2 separate regions of the Homo sapiens genome follow, and region 1 is linked to region 2. Evidence: chromatin contacts called from ENCODE Hi-C or POLR2A ChIA-PET data. All regions are on one chromosome and are shown on one strand. Each heading gives the region's core, a stretch centred on a gene start or an enhancer-like site at or near the end of the contact. The rest is flanking DNA. Distances are from core to core; before and after follow the strand shown. Region 1 holds the start of FAM200A (family with sequence similarity 200 member A). Region 2 holds the start of TECPR1 (tectonin beta-propeller repeat containing 1).

Region 1 (6,969 bases), core at 1,401-3,900, 1.3 Mb after region 2:
GTTCAACCACTGTGGAAGACAGTGTGGCGATTCCTCAAAGATCTAGAACTAGAAATACCATTTGACCCAGCCATCCCATTACTGGGTATATACCCAAAGGATTATAAATCATGCTGCTATAAAGACACATGCACATGTATGTTTATTGCGGCACTATTCACAATAGCAAAGACTTGGAACCAACCCAAACATCCATCAATGATAGACTGGATTAAGAAAATGTGGCACATATACACCATGGAATACTATGCAGCCATAAAAAAGGATGAGTTTATGTCCTTTGTAGGGACATGGATGAAGTTGGAAACCATCATTCTGAGCAAACTATCGCAAGGACAGAAAACCAAACACTGCATGTTCTCATTCACAGGTGGGAACTGAACAATGAGAACACTTGGACACAGGGTGGGGAACATCACACAGTGGGGCCTGTCATGGGGTGGGGGAAGTGGGGAGGGATAGCATTAGGAGATATACCTAATGTAAATGATGAGTTAACGGGTGCAGCACACCAACATGGCACATGTATACATATGTAACTAACCTGCACATTGTGCACATGTACCCTAGAACTTAAAGTATAATAAAAAAAAGTAAATAATAAAAAAAAACTTAAAAAAAGTTATTACCTGACTTTACTAAATGAACCCCCCCCTTTTTTTTTTGAGACGGAGTCTAGCTCTGTTGCTGAGGCTGGACTGCAGTGGCACGATCTCAGCTCACTGCAACCTCCGCCTCCAGGGTTCAAGTGATTCTTCCGCCTCAGCCTCCCGAGTAGCTGGGATTATAGGCGCCCAACACCAGGCCCAGCTAATTTTTGTCTTTTTAGTAGATACGGGGTTTCACTGTGTTGGCCAGGCTAGTCTCAAACTCCTGACCTCGTGATCCACCCACCTCGGCCTCCCAAAGTGCTGGGATTACAAGCCTGAGCCACAGCACCTGGCCAACGAACCCCTTTTCTTTGGTACTGTGTCACTTAGCCTCTCTCAATAATGCAAGTAACTTTCTGTATGTTGGTGGCACAAATGGAAATGAATGTGGGGCCATAGGTTTTGCTTAGCTGAATGTTAAATTCAGTCTATCGGCAGATTCCAAAATTGGAAGAGACCTTGAGATAATCTATTTTACTTTACTTAGGACACATTTGAGACTTGGTGGGTCTATGTGTTTCATCCAAGAACATCAATGGCAGAACTGGTACCAGTCCCCAATGGTCCGCTGCACCGTCCACAAATTCCCTTCTCTCCTTTATCCCTCGATGTCAAGCATAGATACCTCCCACAACTGAAAACCCCCCATGTCCGAAATTGCTCATTTAAAACCCTTCCTGGCAGGGCGTGGTGGCTGACCCCTGTAATTGCAGCACTTTGGGAGGCCGAGGCGGGCGGATCACCTGAGGTCAGGAGTTCATTTTCCCAGCCTGGCCAACATGGCGAAACCCCGTCTCTACTAAAAGTACAAAAATTAGCCGGGCATGGTGGCAGGCGCCTGTAATTCCAGCTACTCAGGAAGCTGAGGCAGGAGAAGCTTGAACTCGGGCGCTGGAGGTTGCAGTGAGCCGAGATCGCACCACTGCACTCCAGCCTGGGCGACTCTGTCTCAAAAACAAAAAAACCAACCAAAGAAACAAAAAGACCCCTTCCTAAAGTCTTGAAAGGAAAGGGTGAAGTGTAAATGAGCTTTTCCTATTATATCCAAATCACTTCTTTATTCAGTAGGCTTCAAACATTCTCTTTTTTTGTTTTTGAGACAGAGTCTCACTCTCTCTCTCTGTCTCCCAGGCTGGAGTGCAGTGACGCGATCCTGGCTCACTGCAACCTCCGCCTCCCGGGTTCAAGCGATTCCCCTGCCTCAGCCTCCCAAGCAGCTGGGATTACAGGCGTGTGCCGCCACGTCTAATTTTCTGTATTTCTAGTAGAGACAGGGTTTCTCTAGGTTGGCAAGGCTGATCTCAGAACTCCTGGCCTCAAACGATTCGCCTGCCTAGGCTTCCCAAAGTGCTGGGATTATGGGCGTGAGCCACTGCGCCCGGCCTTCACTCTAATCACCACCATAATGGTACTGGGTTTGAGGGTGAACATATCATCCGCGGACACTGGCTTAACGAGCCCATCCGAATAAAACAAATTATAAGGCCAATGGCACTTGGTATCGTGTAAGATCGCCAGAATTTTACAACTCGGGGTACCCAGGAAACCAGAAAAGCCCCCACCACAAGAAAAACCAGTGGGCACAACTGGGGAGCACAGATATCTGACTGGGGTCATTTTGTCCGCGCGTCTTTGGGGTAAAACACCAGGACTGGGGGTCCAGAAGGGACACGCAGACCGCCTCTCTCCAGTCCCAGGGGTGTCTCCAATCCGGAAACCAAAACTTCGTTCCCTTCCCACCTGTATCCAGGGACACCTCTGCTGGGGGACAGCGCTTGCCACCGCCGAGGCTGGCGCGAGGAACGGGGGCACGGACCCGCTTCCACTCCGTCCCGGGCGGTCGTGGCGAGGGGATTGCAGGACACAGCCATGCACGTCCAACTCTGTCCCCGCCCGGAGAAGTCTGGGATGCTGGGATAGAAGGGGTTGTGACTTTGGGGACCAGGAGCACTAGACTCACATCCAAGCCCCCTGGCCTTCAGAGCCCAGGGAAAGCGTCACAAAAGCCGGAAGTGCGTCACACCCGCCTTCCGGAGCTGCGCTCCGCTTCGGGGTCCTCTCTAGGATCGCGGGAGGACTTTGCATCCCTGTGTAGGGCTCTAATCTCGGGTTTGGGGATCTTGCTCCTCAGCTTGTCCGCTCCGAGGAGGTGCACAGGGCGGGGAAAAAGGGATGAATTTCCCTTTATACCGCCCTGCTCAGATATTTATATGTTCCTTCTATTTTTCTTGATGACAATAATTGTAATAGTTACAATAAAAATAGTGATTGTCTGTGGCAGAGGAGCTGAATGAAACGAGGGTGGAGACAGGAAGATCAAGAATAAATGGTTTCACAAATCGAAGGGATTGTCTCTTGAGACGCTGATTATGTACGTATTGCCAGTTGAATGGGCAGTATTTTCAAATACTTGATCTATAGGCAACAGACGTTCTTTCCAACACTAGATAGTTATAAAATTCTGAGTTTGCCTTATGTTTCCAGGGAGTTTTCAGATTAGCAACGGTGAAATAAGTTGAATTTGAGGCGTTTTTGCTGTCCAAGTGTTATTGTAATAATTAGGGCTTCTATGATTAGATCAAGAATAACTTCACCTTTTATAAAACAGTAACTGAGACCTTGAATGGCTGGGGCATGACTCTAAAAGTTCTGGGCAAGTCTGTGGTACAGCCCAATAAGATAAAAGCCTACAAAAGGAACGGCTACCTGATACAGAGCCTATGATTACGTGGTATCCCGAATTACCTTCTAGACCCTCACTAATGCTCCATTCCTTAGGGGGTTTGATCTTGCTATGGTTGCCATTTTCTACCTACCCACGAGTCTTCTCAATAATCCACTTAAGTGCATCTTTGCTCCATATATATATATACACACATATATATACACACACATATATATACACATATATATACATGTATATATATATACACACACATATATATATATACACACACATATATATATATATATATATATATATATATTTTTTTTTTTTTTTTTTTCCTCCTAGGGCACCGTCAAATCCAATCTTTGCTCCTTTATCACTGGCTGGCTTTCTAACCTACAGTCCTCCGTGATGACATCATAGTCTCAACTTATTCCTCCAGATACATCCTCATATTTCCTTCCAGGGTTCCAAGTCATCGCTAAGAGTCATTACATTGCTACACACTGTATTTTTCTTCTTTGTCTAAAGTCTCTCCTCCCCACCCGTCCCCATTCCTACACTGAAGTGCCTAAAGGGTCCAGGAAGGCAGATTACTGAATGCAGTTGACTGGGTATATGATTTTGTATTTATGTTGTGTGTGTGGCAGGAATTGTAGGCATCTCTATAACGACTCCTTTCTTTGCCTACGGACCTACTGGCACAAGAAACTCAAAGTGGCCTGGTGGTATTCTGTTTTCAGTTCAGTGGCACGATTTAATGTTTCCTAGAGGAAATGTTCTTCCTGGAAATGAGGATCATAACCCAGCTGGCTCCAGATTTCGGAGCGAGGAGGCACAAATTCTACAGGTGAGTGGCTGGGTGTGATAGTAATAGAGGCTACTCCTGTATGCACATAGTCCTACTGGAGACACAATACTATATATCCATTTTGGCCCAATGCATTTCAGCGCATATACCATATTCTGAAGAACTGCTCCCAACTTTGCAAGGCATTACATCTTAATCGCAATTTAGCCCAGTCTTCAACAGGCCATTCCAAAACCCTATCTGGCTAGCTGCTTCTGGATGATGAGTATGCACCATGAATTTTGTAGCTTCGAGTTCACTGTCACACCTCCTTGGCTATCGGTGGGTTCCTTAGTTTCAGGTATGTCAATGGATAAGGCACCCTGTAAGCTCTCAGATGGTGGTGCTGCTGGAGGCAAAGTAGTTGGGGAAGACAAGCTCATTTAGAGCATATATCAATTCTGGTAAGAACAAATTGATGCCCATTCCAAGGTAAAAGGGATCTGATGCACTCAACCTGGTGGTAGCTGGTATCTCTAAGACTCAGTGTTGGTCTCTAATGCTGGCAGGCTGGACACTCCACCATGGTGAGAGTTACATCAGCCTTGGTAAGAGGTAGACCATATTGGCCGGGCACGGTGGCTCACACCTGTAATGTCAGCACTTTGGGAGGCTGAGGTGGGTGGATCACAAGTTCAGGAGTTCGAGACCAGCCTGAGCAACATGGTGAAACACCGTCTCAACTAAAAATACAGAAATTACCTGGGTACGGTGGTGTGTGCCTGTAGTCCCAGCTACTCGGGAGGCTGAGGCAGGAGAATTGCTTGAACCTGGGAGGTGGAGGCTGCAGTGAGCTGAGATCACACCACTGCACTCCAGCCTGGGCAACAGGGCGAGACTCCGTCTCAAAAAAAAAAAAAAAAAAAAAAGAAAAATAAGAGGTAGCCCATATTGTTGGGACCACGCACAGCCTCTATCCCTGCTACCATGGTCTCTGTTCATAAGCCTATTGCATAAACAATAAGATGGTCCCTAACCAACAAGCCAAGCCATTCATCACTGCCTAGGAGTCAATGCATATCCCTACCTTAGGCTACCTCCTCCAAAATATGGCATGGGTGACCAAATGTACCATTGCTCACTGAGATAATTTTTCTTCACCAGTATGCTTCAGGGCAACGCGAGTGGGGCTGTAATGAAGAACAGTCTGTTTCTGGAAGATGCCAACATGCTGAACTGACCCAATCCCCAATCTGTGCAGAGGCCAAGGCTCTTCTGTCTCCATCAGTTAGTTGTAGGGAACTTTTATAAGGCCATAGGAGTAAGTTTATGGGAGAGGTGGCAGTAGAGCAGAGGTAACTGACCTGGGAGTTTGGAAACGTGGGTTTTGTTTTTTTGCCTTAGAAGGCATGACCTTGCTCCAGAATCTTAGGTATTTGTGCTGTGACTCTTTATGATGGGTTGAATTGTACCTCCACCTCATCCCCAATTAACAGGTTGAAGTTCTAGCCCCTAATACCTCAGAATGTGAAATTATTTGGCAATAGAGGCATTGCAGATGTAATTACTTCAAGATGAGGTCATAGTGGATTAGGGTGGGTCCCTCATCTAATGACTGGTATCCTTATAAAAAAGGGAAGTTTAGAGATAGTACACAGGGAGAATGCCAAATGAAGATGAGGGTAAAGACTGGGAAAATGCTTCTTACGATGCCAAGGAATGCAAAATATATCCAGCAAATCCCCAGAAACTAGGAGAGAGGCATGGACAGATTCCTTCTCACAGCCTCAATAGGAACCACACCTTAATTTCTGACTTCTAGCCTCCAGACTGTGAACCAACAGATTTCTGTTGTTTAAGCCACCCAGTTTGTGGTACTTTGTTATAGGAGCCCTAGCACACGAATGCACACTCTTATTGGGGTTTGCCAGCAACTCCATACAGCACCTGTATCCATCAAGGATATTTCTGGAACCACTGAATTTGCAAGTAAGCTTGCACTGTTGCTTGGATTTACTATAGAGTGCTCTCTTGCCCCAATAAAAAGTGGAAGCTGGCCAGGCATGGTGGCTCACGTCTGTAATCCCAGCACTTTGGGAGGCGGAGGTGGGTGGATTGCTTGAGGTCAGGAGTTCAAGATCAGCCTGGCTAACATGGTGAAACCCCTCCACTACTAAAATACAAAAATGCTGGGCATGGTGGCGGGCGCCTGTAATCCCAGCTACTAGGGAGGCTGAGGCAGGAGAATTGCTTGAATCCAGAAAGCAGAGGTTGCAGTGAGCCGAGATCACGGCACTGTACTCCAGCCTGGGCTACAGAGCAAGACTCCGTGTCAAGAAAAAAAAATAGTAATAAATAAAAAGTGGAAGCTTTTTAGGTCACCTAATACATGTGTTGGAACAGTTTTCTCAGGTGCAGAATATGCTACCTCCCAAATCCAAAGGGGCCCACCAGGACCTGTACCAATTTTTTTGGGATTAGAGGGTGCAAGGTGGAACAACTTTCTTTTACCTTTGGGTGATGTCCCCAAACCACTGGGCCCCACCAAAACTTCATCCATTTGATAAGTGCCCATATCTTCAGGTTTCTGTACTGCCTTAGTAAGAAGTCTTACTAGGATATTTATGACCCTTGTCACTTGCTGCTCACTGGGTACTACTAGCATTTGTCATCAATATATGGACCATCATGATGGTTGGGTAAAGTTCCTGCGGACTACACTGTGACAGAGAACAGGTCTCAGGATCCCACCCTCTCCCTGTATGAGCCACGACTTTGACTCAGGGGACCTGCCGAGTCTGCACAATTGGTCTCCTTTACATTACTGTCACTGTTACAAACAGATCCTCGGCCTAATTTTC
Region 2 (6,634 bases), core at 2,224-4,723:
ATCGCTGGAACCAGGAGGTGGAGGTTGCAGAGAGCCGAGATTGCACCACTGCACTCCAGCCTGGATGACAGAGTGCGACTCCGTCTCAAAAAAAAACAAAACAAAAAACTAGGCTCTTTGGGGACAAGGTGCATCTTTTTTTTTTTTTTTTGACAGAGTCTTCCTCTACTCCCAGGCTGGAGTGCAGTGGCATAATCACAGCTCACTGAAACTTCCACCTTCTGGGTTCAAGTGATTCTCCTGCCTCAGCCTCCCAAGTAGCTGGGATTACAGACCTGCACCACCACATCTGGCCCATTTTTGTATTTTTAGTAGAGATGGGGTTTTGCCACTTTGGCCAGGCTGGTCTCGAACTCCTGGCCTCAGGTGATCCGTCCCAAAGTGCTACGATTACAGGCAGGAGCCCCTGGCCCTGGCTGGGACAAGGTATATCTTACAAACACCAAGAAGACAGATTGCAGGTTGAGAAGGAAGTGAGTGAGAGGGTGAGGAACAGGAAGACAGGAAGCAGAACAAAAGCTCAGCTCTGGGAAACTCCCATAACAGGAAGTGGGGGAAAAGAATAGGAGGGAGACTGCCCAGCAGAATGGAGGAAGCCCGGGGAGTAAGAGCCCCTCCCAGAGCAGCTGACCCCCTCCATCCCAGGACACCAAGGCCCGTCAAACATATGAGAAAATCAGAACACCAGCTTTCTGGAACCATCTGAAACTGAGCTGGGACCCCTGGTGACCCCTTCGTGCCTCACTGATCAGGACTGAGGGTCCCTCTGGCACCTTCACAGTGACTAAGAGAGTCCAGAGCTGCCTGGATCTCAGAATGCTGCATTCTGGGATCCTCACTTTCTTGTACCACCAAAAGCTAACTAACCTCTCTGTGCCTTAATTTCCTAATCTATAAAAGGCAGAATAGGGCTGGGCGTGGTGGCTCATGCCTGTAATCCCAACACTTTGGGAGGCCAAGGCGGGCAGATTGCTTGAGGCCAGGAGTTTGAGACCAGCCTGGCCAACACGGTGAAACCCGTCTCTACTAAAACTACAAAAATTAGCCGGCTTGGGAGGCTGAGGCAGGAGAATCGCTTGAACCTGGTAGGAGGAGATTGTAGTGAGCCAAGATCGTGTCACCACACTCCAGCCTGGCCAACACAGCAAGACTCCATCTCAAAAAAAAAAAAAGAAAAACAAAAAACCAAGTCCCTTTCAGGTCTGAGTCTTCAGCCTCTTCATTTCCATAATAGTCTCTGCACACAGTGGGTGTTGAAACAACATTTAAGGATAATCACCACCACCTACCTCCAACACACTGCCAACTCCCTGATCTAAGACAGAAATACTTCTCCAGGGAAAACAAATGCCACAAATAACTTGAAAAGTAAGGTCATAATTGGTGGACAGATATGTGATAAAGCAAGTAAAGTGTCAATAGTAGAATCTAGTTGGTGGGGATGGGGATGCTGACTGTATAATTCTTTCAACTTGGCTGTATGTGGGAAAATCCTCAATAAAATGCTAGGGGAAGACGAAGGTTTTTTTTTTTAATTGTCACTTTCTATAGTGTTAAATATAAGTTAGCCTTCAAAGATAGCTCAGAGGCCAGGTGCAGTAGCTCATGCCTGTAATCCCAGCCCTTTCCGGGGCTGAGGTGGGAGGATCGCTTGAGCCGAGGAGTTCAAAACCAGCCTAAGCAACACAGGGAGACCCCATCTCTGTAAAAATAAAAAGTTAAAAAAAAAATTAGCCAGGTGTGGTGGCACATGCCTGTGATCCTAGCTACTTGGGAGGCTGAGGCAGGAGGATCACTTGAGCCCAGGAGTTTGAGGCTACAGTGAGCTATGATTGTGCCACTGCACTCCAGCCTGGGCAGCAGAGCGAGACCCTGTCTCAAAAAGGAAAACAAACAACAACAACAACAACAACAAAACAAAGATAGCTCAGAATTCACTGGATAAGCAAGCAGTTTAGCTAGACTCAGTCTGCAGGTTGAGCTCAATGAAAGGAGATTTTGACTTTCCTTCAAATAAATGACTAAGCACTAATTTCCTCATAGACATCATTGAATCTTCTGGGCAGTTAATGGGAGAAGACTCTGCTACAGTGAAAGGGAGGGGTGGGGGGTTGCTGTATTTACAAACTCCCTTCAGAGTAGAGACCCAGGCACCTGTCGTCACTTCCTAGCTACAGTTGACATCCGGTAACCATCCTTGGTCAGCCACACTTTCTTTCTGCCTCTGCCAAGAGGCTCCCCCTAGCTCCTCATGGGCCACTTTCTGGCTGTGAGCTGATCAGGCAACTTACACAGGGTCACTGGGTCAGAGGACTCTTGAAAGGGGGGTTGGAACATGAAGCCCCATGATTCAGGGATCCTGGGACTTGTTTGTTTTGTAGGGTTAGAGGGATGGAGGAAAATCTTCCAAATCAGCAGCCTCGAATTCACCAAGAATTTCTACAAGATGAATTTGAGTTGAACCTTCAGTCTTTCCACGAAGAAGGTCTGCTCGCCACCCTCAAAGCCATCTGCCTTTCTGTCTCAGTTTATTCACAGATCCTTTCAGAGACCAAAAAAAGCACCCAAGAGAGGCGGGGACAGAGATGTGGTAGAGGAAAAGACACAGTACAAAGAACGCTCCGCAAGCACTTACTTCCTCTGAGCCTTAGGAGTCCTACCTAAAAGGTTTCTTGCTTGTTTTTCTATTACACTGTCACTCCCATCCGGTATGCAAACAGTCGGCAATGCCTACTACAGTAGCTCGCTGGCTGCCAGGTGCAGGGGCTGTTCAAAAGCGACATCAGGGTCCTAAAAGGTGGGAAAAAGCAGCAGAACTTGCATGGTAGTTGATTCTTTCCTGAAGAATAGGGTCCGCCCAGCCCCACCGGGCAGGAGGTGTCCTGAGTCAGCCTGGCGTTCAGCCCAGTGCTGTGCACTTGGGTGACAGGTGGGGCCCCTGCACTGCCACCAGTAGCATATGTCGGAGCTCTGGGCCCTGACCATCTGCCAAAGCTAATCTTACGACAAGCAGATTTGCTCCCATCAATACCCAGGGAGAGGGATAGGCAGGCCCCTTGCTGCGTGATTCTCGAAAACAACCAGGATCCCGCGATCCGCTTCTCCTATGGCTCCAGTCCAAAGGCTGGAATGGGGGCGTCACCTGCACCAGGCAACTTCGCTAGCCTGTGGGCGTTCCAGGGCAGGGGACGGGGGCGGCACCTTCCAGGTGTGCAGGCGAGATGACAAGTGCGGTCCCTCCTTCCTCCCTCCCCGCGAGCAAACAGCCTGGGGGTGGTGGGGAAGGCGGCGTGCCCAGCCCTTCATCGCCCCATTCTTTCCCACGGCCCTGGCCGCCGCTGCAGCTGGGGCGCCACTCTGCACTCACCTGGGCCCGCGCCGGGCGGGGCGAAGTCGCGGTGGTAGGTCCTCGGCGTCCGGGAGGAGCGGACCGGCCCTCCCGGGGACCGGGCAAGAGGGTGGGCCGGAAGCGGCATCAGGCCCCGTGCCCATTGGCCAGCCTCGCCAGGACGCTGCGACCTGGGACGTGCGATTGGCTGCGGTGCGCCGCGTCGGTGCTGGCTTCGAGGTCGCGCGCCCGCCCACTTCCGGGGTCGCGCCAGGTCAGGAGTCCAGAGTCGGCTGAAGCGAGTTGCCGCGTTCTCTCTGGCGGCGCGACACCGGCCCGTGGACCGCCCGGCCGCCCTCCAGGACCCGGTCTGCAGGAGCGGAGAGGGCGGTGTGGACACCGCCTGCAGGCGAGGAGAAGGGGTGGCGGAGAGGGTACCTGGGTGCGTGGCTGTGCGGCGTCAGGAGGAGCAGGGTGTGGGCGCCCGGCCTGGGGCGTGGAGAGGACGCAGGGAACAGGTGTCTTCCTGGTATCCATCGAACTGAAACGTAGCCCTTGAGCACACACTACACTTAAAGCTTTACTCTTTCGAGGAGGAGTCCTGGAAGCATATGTGATTTTGTGACTATAGCATGGTGTGGTGTCAGTAACAGGCCCTGGATTGCTCAAACTCTATTGTCAGTGACAAAACCCAGTGTAAGCTGGCCTAATATATTAATAGTAATATGCGAGTCCTCCCGGGGTGGCGGGCACTGACGTAAGTGCTTTACTTGGGTCTTCTCATTTCATCCTCCCAGCAACCCAAAGAGCTGGCGGCGTCATTCCCATTTTACAAATGCGAACACGGGCTCAGAGATGGAGCGACTCACGTTGTAAGCGATGGAACTGGGATTTGAAAACACTGTATCCCGCCTGGCAGAAAACTGGCAAGGTTAGGATGGAGAAAGGAGAAAAAAGAAAGATGTCGGCCAGGTGCGGCGGTTCATACCTGTAATCCCAGCACTTTGGGAGGCCAAGGCGGGCGGATCACTTGAGGTCAGGGGTTTGAGACCAGCCTGGCCAAGATGGTGAAACCCCGTCTCTAGTAAAAATGCAAAATTAGCCAGGGGTGGTGGCGCATGCCTGTAATCTCAGCTACTCGGGAGACTGAGGCAGGAAAATCGCTTGAACTGGGGAGGTGGAGGTTGCAGTGAGCTGAGATCGTGCCACTGTGCCACCGCACTACAGCCTGGGCGACAAGAGCAAAACTCCTTCTCAAAAAAGAAAAAAAAGGGCATCTGATGGAAGGCTAGATACTACCCGACATTGAGCTAAACCAATGTCACCTGGTTGGACCTAGGGACCTATTCCTGCTCCCCCTCTAGTTCTGTCTCATTTCTGGGGTTGCACACAGGCTTTTCCTGGGCCTTCATGTTTGGGGAAGCCCCACACAGGCCAGCTCCAGTGGAAGAAAACGCCCCCAGAAGCCTCTTGTTCACCCCGGATGGCTCTGTGGAGTCCTGTGTCTGACCCTGACTTTAGCTTGGGCCTGAGGGACTGGCATTTGTGGACTTGGTCTGGAGATGTGGGCAGAGCCCCCCTCAAGCATAAGGGCTCAGCCAGGCACAGGGGGTGGCTCCTCAGAGGAAGATCAGGGTGCTATTAGCAGAAGGACGATGAGTGGGCCGGGCGCAGTGGTTCACGCCTGTAATCCCAGCCCTTTGGGAGGCCGAGGCGGGTGGATCATGAGGTCAGGAGATGAGACCATCCTGGCTAACATGGTGAAACACCGTCTCTACTAAAAACACAAAAAATTAGCCGGGCGTGGTGGCGGGCGCCTGTAGTCCCAGCTACTCGGGAGGCTGAGGCAGGATAATGAGGTGAACCCAGGAGGCGGAGCTTGCAGTGAGCTGAGATTGTGCCACTACACTCCAGCCTGGGCAACAGAGCAAAACTCTGTCTCAAAAAAAAAAAAAAAAAAAAAAAAGGAGGATGAGTGGTCGCTAGACTGCTGGAGAAACAGTCTAGAGGTAGGGAGCCCTGGGTTCTGTCCTGCCTGTGACACTCTGTAGCCATTTATCTCCTCTTTAGCTTTAGTTTCCACATTAAAAGAGGCATTGAAAAAAAATGAAAAAGAGGCATTGAATTAGGAGCTTTCTGTGGCCCCTTGCAGTTTTCATGTGTGGTGACAAAGTTCAATATAGTTTTCCTGAATTCAGGGGCTTGGGGACCCATGTCCCCCTATCCCGAGTTCTTTTTTTTTTTTTTTTTTTTTGAGAGGGAGTCTCACTCTGTCACCCAGGCTGCAGTGCAGTGGTGAGATCTCAGCTCACTGCAACCTCCACCTCCCAGGTTCAAGCGATTCTCCTTTCTCAGCCTCCTGAGTAGCTGGGACTACAGGTGTGTGCCACCACGCCAGGCTAATTTTTTTATTTTTAGTAGAGACAGGATCTCACCATGTTGGCCAGGCTGGTCTTGAACTCCTGACCTCAGGTAATCCACCCATCTCAGCCTCCCAAAGTGCTGGGATTATAGGCGTGAGCCAGCATGCCCGGCCAAAAGTTTGCTTTCTTTTGAGTCTGTGATCAGCCTTTCACTGAATACACAATTTACATGTGAGAGTGGGTAGAGGAATAGTCACATATGCCTTACTCACTGTCTGGCTCAGTGAATCTGCATTTTGTATAAACAATAGGACAGAGGAAGAAATCACATATGCATTTGTCTTCAGTGAGCGGAGGGCTGACTTTCTGCATTGTACCTGTGAAGATAAGCTATCAATTTACATTGCCAGGGAAAATTCATCAGAACTGTTTTAGGGCAAAGATCTTGAGGCCCGAAAGGAATTTGCTTGTGGAGAAATTGTGAGGGGGGTATGTAGCTCTTTTGAACTTTCTAGCTATCTTATTGAAGAATAAAACGGGAGGCAGGTTTGTCTGATGCGACCCTCAGCTTGACTTTTCTCTTTGGCGTAGTGATCTTGGGGTCCCGAGATTTATTTTCCTTTCACAGTAGGATACATTGATCAGGTCAGTGCCACAGTACAAGGGTCAGAAGTGTTTGAACCCGAGCGACTCCATCTTGAACAGGGGCTGGGTAAAATGAGGCTGAGAACTGCTGGGCTCCATCCCCAGGAGGTTGGGCATTCTTGGTCACAGGATGAAATAGGAGGTCAGCAGGTTTGGTATCACAAGATACAGGTCACAAAGCCCCTGCTGATAGAAGAGGATGCGGTAAAGAAGCCAGCCAAAACCACGATGGTGATGAAAGTGACTTCTGGTTGTCCTCACCGCTCATTATACTCTAATTATAATACATTAGCATGCT

What was found. A loop is a pair of places that touch in the nucleus more often than their neighbours do. ChIA-PET counts read pairs that join two places held with the same protein, here RNA polymerase II (POLR2A). Pooled maps may share reads with other maps.
Region 1: a loop to region 2 is called in a map of sigmoid colon, with 5 times the contacts of the local background. The contact joins the promoter of FAM200A here to the promoter of TECPR1 in region 2. A Hi-C loop is called at or near these places in 1 of 168 maps with a recorded cell type or tissue (sigmoid colon) and 4 of 50 pooled maps. POLR2A ChIA-PET finds 5 or more read pairs at or near these places in 1 of 52 experiments (CD4-positive, alpha-beta T cell).

The regions. Positions count from the first base shown.
Region 1 is chr7:99,549,464-99,556,432 of GRCh38, forward strand. FAM200A (family with sequence similarity 200 member A) reads right to left here and starts at 2,651. Exons shown (of 2, transcript NM_145111.4): 1 at 2,391-2,651. LOC105375422 (a long non-coding RNA gene) reads left to right here and starts at 2,702. Exons shown (of 3, transcript XR_927801.4): 1 at 2,702-3,021; 2 at 4,062-4,168; 3 at 5,273-6,494. RefSeq lists an enhancer at 2,208-2,397.
Region 2 is chr7:98,248,759-98,255,392 of GRCh38, forward strand. It overlaps TECPR1 (tectonin beta-propeller repeat containing 1), which reads right to left and starts at 3,474. Exons shown (of 26, transcript NM_015395.3): 1 at 3,368-3,474; 2 at 2,636-2,790. It overlaps LOC124901706 (a long non-coding RNA gene), which reads left to right and starts at 3,601. Exons shown (of 2, transcript XR_007060448.1): 1 at 3,601-3,770; 2 at 4,126-6,634. RefSeq lists enhancers at 3,121-3,864, 6,579-6,634 and silencers at 3,181-3,570, 3,661-3,760.